2 separate regions of the Homo sapiens genome follow, and region 2 is linked to region 1. Evidence: chromatin loops called from intact Hi-C (ENCODE). Cell type or tissue: OCI-LY7. All regions are shown on one strand.

Region 1 (2,500 bases):
GAGGCTGAGATGGGCGGATCACTTGAGCCCAGGAGTTTGAGACCAGCCTGGCCAACATGGTGAAACCCCGTTTGTACTAAAAATACAGAAATTAGTTGGAGGTGGTGGCAGGCACCTGTAATCCCAGCTACGTGGGAGGCTGAGGTAGGAGAATCACTTGAACCCGGGAGGCGGAGGTTGTGGTGAGCCAAGATTGCACCACTGCACTCCAGCCTGTGCGACAGAGAGAGACTCCATCTCAAAAAAATAAAATAAAAATAAAGGGCTCCAGGAAATGGAAGGGAAGGATAGAACCAGAAGACACTGTGGACAATTAGCATAACCTGGTGCTAAAAGCTGAAAATGATCCTTATGTTGGCTTCCACCAGCCCAGAGACCTAAAAGGGGAGAGAGTCTCTGTTTTTTGATAGTCACCAGAGGAGAAAACCGAGAATGCATCAACATCATTTTGTGCTGTGTGTCTTATTGTGGGCATTATGTTTATCCCAGGACGCACGGAAGCGAGGCATAGGCTGGAGACTGGAGACTCGGACAGCACTTATCTGTGGCATGCAATGTAGCATTCTTTGTTCCCCTGTGGAACACGTTTGTGGCATGTTCCCCTGTGGTCAGCCTTCTCTCACTCCTGATCTCCCATGCCCATGAGGGGAAGGACTTCAGCTTATTCACCACGGCACTCTCTGAGCCAGTGCAGTGCCTGTTCAGGGTACAACACACTGTGGAAGTACTGACTGATAAGCCCTACGTGCTGGCAGTGGAGATGGCTCTGTTGGAAGCAGAGGATGGTAGCTGGTGCCTACATTTCCCGCTGGTAGAGCCCCTCCCCCACATTTTTTTATTTTTGAGACAGAGTCTCGCTCTATCACCCAGGCTGGAGTGCAGTGATGCAATCTCGGCTCACTGCAACCTCCACCTCCCAGGTTCAAGCGATTCTTCTGCCTCAGCCTCCTGAGTAGCTGGGACTACAGGTGCTTATCACCATGCCTGGCTAATTTTTTTATTTTTAGTAGAGACGGGGTTTCACCATGTTGGCCAGGATGGTCTCGATCTCCTGACCTCATGATCCGCCCGTGTCGGCCTCCCAAAGTGCTGGGATTACAGGCACCAGCTGCCGCGCCCGGCCTTTTTTTTTTTTTTTTTTTTATTTAGATGACACAAGACCCTTGCTTCTCTTTTTTATCCCTTTAGCTGAGCTATTTATTTGCTAGTTAGTACCTCCAGGGCACGGAAGAGGAAGTAAAACTCAAATCTCTCCTGCTTGTTTTTCAGCGGTTCTGACAAAGGTCTTGACAGGGTAGGAGTCTGGGGCTCCTGGGTAACATAATATTTTGGTCAGCTTTGTGGATTCTATTACTATAGAACCGAAAGAAGTATGAAATCATATCCTCATTTCCAGTCAAAGAGATATCAGTCCCTTACCCTCAAATTAGGGGCTAGCAGGTAAAATAGTTATGATCCTATTTTAGGAGGTAGTTGGATGTGGCTAAGCCTGCCTTTTCAAACCCTGATAGAAAGAGGTCATCCCACGTTTCTGTAGTTAGCACCCAAGCTTCTTTGGTAATTGGGCGAGTCAGGCCATTAACTAAAGTCTCCATGATTTTCTTAAAAACTATTCACATCACTGACAGCACCTGGCCAAGTGCTAAGATCAGCAGCTTAGTGCATAGTTTTCTGTTTGATCACAGAGAGAATTGATACACTAGACTCTTGCATGATAGTTCGAAGTTCACAAAACTATTACAGCATGTAATTTCCCCTTTAAAATAGAATAAAAATGTGAACTTCACTAGTGCTGGGGATTGACTTTGTTGGGGGCTGTTTTCTGCAAACCAACACATTCTTATTACTTCAAGAGAAGCAAGAGATTGAGGGACTTCTTCCTGAATGTTGCCTTCTCAGGGTGTGTAATTCAGATAATGCCTAGTAAAATGGCCAATAACCTGAAGTGTGAACCCTTCCCAAACCATTTGAAAGGTGTCTGAGGGGCCAGGCGCGGTGGCTCACGCCTGTAATCCCAGCACTTTGAGAAGCCCAGAGGGGCAGATCGCATGAGCGCAGGAGTTCAAGACCAGCCTGGGGAACATGGTGAAACTTCGTCTCTACAAAAAATACAAAAATTAGCTAGACGTGGAGGCGCGCCCTTAGCTACTTGGAAGGCTGAGGTGAGAGGATCGCTTGAGCCTGGGAGGTCGAGGCGGCAGTGAGCCGTGTTCTCGCCACTGTACTCCAGCCTGGGTGACAAAGTGAGACCTTGTCTCAACAACAACAAAACAACAAAAAAGAAAAGTGTCTGAGGTCTGCTGTAATTTGAACTGGAGATGCATAGAAAGGCACAAATCTGGAAGGTCTCAAATAGTCTCTGCGATATTTTAAAAGTTAAAGAAATATGGTGAGCCTAAGGGAGGAGGAAGGTTTGCATGGCTTTCCGGTCTTAGTTGTTTCCGGGCTCTCCAAGATCCTAGAATGTGCTGCTTCCTGACAGTGTTTCCTGCCATCAGAG
Region 2 (2,500 bases), 56 kb after region 1:
TATGCCCCCCATTTTATAGATGAGAATACTGAGGCTCAGATATACAGTTCAATAAGTGGCTTAACCTAAGCACAGACCAGGGCTCACTGCCAGGCCTTGTGACTCCAAGTCAGGGCCCTGGCCATGTGTCTACAGGTGAGCAGGAGATTTAGAGTCACCTTCTCCCCTGCCTGAGTCACAGGCAGGGCCAGGAGTGATTTGACTCACGTGGCTCTGCAGGACTCCTTGCATCTAGTTTCCTTAGCGCTAGGTAAGCAAGCGCCATATTGAACAGCTTTTGTGTGTTCTGTGGACTCCCTTCAGTTTCTCTTTTGTCCAGTTGGCCCAGTTGGCCACAAGCTTCGTTTCAGAGATGAGACCAAGTCTCCTATTCCTTCTCAAACAGCCACTAGCCTCAGAGAAATCGCCTGTATATCGCCTGAATGGCTTTTTTTCTTTCTTTCTTTTTTTTCTTTTTTTTGAGACAGAGTCTTGCTCTGTTCCCCAGGCTGGAGTGCAGTGGTGCAATCTTGGCCCACTGCAACCTCTGCCTCCCAGGCTGAAGCCATCCTCCTGCCTCAGCCTCCCAAGTAGCTGGTATGACAGGCCTGCACCACCACACCCGGCTAATTTTTGTATTTTTAGTAGAGACGGGGTTCCACCATGTTGGCCAGGCTGGTCTCAAACTCCTGACCTCAGGTGATCCACCCACCTTGGCTTCTCAATGTGCTGGGATTACAAGCGTGAGCCACCGCGCCTCGCCACGCGAATGGCTTTTAATGGAAACCTTCCCTGCAGTCTCTCATTTGAGCTTTAAGTTTCACCATCCAACTTTTTACCAGATTGGCAAAAAAAAAAAAGAAGAAAAAAAAAAGGAAGAACCTAAATAGACTTCACTGTTTCCCTAAGTTCCTTACAGCTGTGCCCTTCCTCTGGTCACTGAACCTGTCAACCTAAGTTCCCTCAACCGTAAAGTGAGGACATTAATATTGGCCCTGCCTGTTCTGTGCATCAAAATAAATGAGATGCTGTGTGGGAAGACCTTTTGCAAACTTTAACGCAGTTTTCCTCCTCTCTGACTCTCTCTCCTATGATCCAGCCTGAATCTATTCCTTCCTCAAATGAGAAGTAGGACTGAGTCTTCTGTTCTTTGCAAAGCATTTCTCAGCACACCTGCCCAGCTGCATGAGCTGAGAGGAAATCAGCATATTAAGGAAGAAGAAACAGTGCCTCCTGCTGAAGACTTTACTGCTTCTAGCACCTGTTAGGTAAATCTCTGTTTATTGGGTTCCAAGCTAAATTCACTCTAAAAGACCTGGAATCTTCTCTCTTATCAGTTTTCAGCAATGAAGTTTTGGTTGAGACACTGAATGTACCTAAGCCTCATTTTTAAAATGTGATAATAGTTGCCTTGCTGCGTTGTCATAGCATATTAGGACATGTTATGGTCGGCAGTCAAAGCACGTGACTTTTTCCTGTCCCACTGGACTTTTCTCTCCCTTCAGTTTACTCTTCTTTTTTTTTTTTTTTTTTTTTTTAAGACGGCGTCTTTCTCTGTCTTGCGCAGGCTGGAGTGCAGTGGCACCATCTCAGCTCACTGCAGCCTCTGCCTCCTGGGTTCAAGCGATTCTCCTGTCTCAGCCTCCGGAGTAGCTGGGACTACAGGCGCCCACCACCCACACCTGGCTAATTTTTGTACTTTTAGTAGAAACAGTGTTTCACCATGTTGGCCAAGCTGGTCTCGAACTCCTGACCGCTGGTGATCCACCCGCCTCGGCTTCCCAAAGTGCTGGGATTACAAGTGTGAGCCACTGCACCTGGCCTAGTTTACCCTTCTAAATCTCTGTGCCTCAGCTTGCTTCCCCATAAAATGGGGATAATAATCTCTGGACTACTTAGCTCACAGGGTTGGTTGTGTGACTTTGAAATAAAGGCTATGGTGGGGAACTGAAGATGGCGAAATGTAGTAGCAATGCCTCAGTGGGGTTATTTGCTGGCCTGGGGCTGGTGGGTCGTGTGCTGGTTCTCAAAGGCCTGGCCTGTTGTCTGCAGCAACCACGTTTAGAAGGTCCCTTAGCATAGCTGCTCTTACCAGCTCTTCCTGAGGCCCCTGACACTCTCCCATCTCCCTGCAAGGCTCTGCGGTCTCCTTACACCTGTTACCCCCATGCCTCGCCCTGTCCGTCTCTCTTAGTCCCCCTCTAGATCACAAGGCACAGGACCATTCACCGCTATTCTCTGGATACAGAAATGGTGCCTGCCCCAATCCTGAGGGCTGTCAGAAGCTGCCCATCACATGACACGCTCAGCCCCACTCCCCCAGCTAATCCTCATGAATAAATACTAAAAAGACTCATTATGGAGAGATAAGGAAAACAGGAAGTGCTTCTGAAAGCTCCCAACAACACCCTCCCTCCAGACCAGTGAACAACCCCACCCCCTCCAGAGGCCACCAGTGTCTTTAGCAACGAGGCCCCCTCTGCGGTTGAGGAAGAGCCTCTGTCTCTCAAACCCAGAGGGG

The links. A loop is a pair of places that touch in the nucleus more often than their neighbours do. Peaks named below come from ENCODE experiments on the same cell type or tissue, not always from the same donor. Only the 100,000 strongest peaks of a DNase experiment are listed, where the experiment ranks them.
Region 2: it touches region 1 in a loop (2.4-fold over the local background); 4 of 110 quality-filtered maps call a loop at or near these places.

The regions. Positions count from the first base shown.
Region 1 is chr3:186,151,839-186,154,338 of GRCh38, forward strand. The region is part of intron 24 of DGKG (diacylglycerol kinase gamma); the gene reads right to left. Among named protein-coding and RNA genes, the nearest start is that of ETV5, 44 kb to the left of the region's middle. In OCI-LY7, no CTCF peak of the experiment used is centred here; DNase peaks (open chromatin) are centred at 793 and 1,243; H3K4me3 peaks cover 1,688 bases; H3K27ac peaks cover 2,500 bases.
Region 2 is chr3:186,207,600-186,210,099 of GRCh38, forward strand. The region is part of intron 21 of DGKG (diacylglycerol kinase gamma); the gene reads right to left. Among named protein-coding and RNA genes, the nearest start is that of ETV5, 100 kb to the left of the region's middle. RefSeq lists an enhancer at 2,329-2,500. In OCI-LY7, a CTCF peak has its summit at 1,234 (motif pointing left); a DNase peak (open chromatin) is centred at 1,172; H3K4me3 peaks cover 359 bases; H3K27ac peaks cover 762 bases.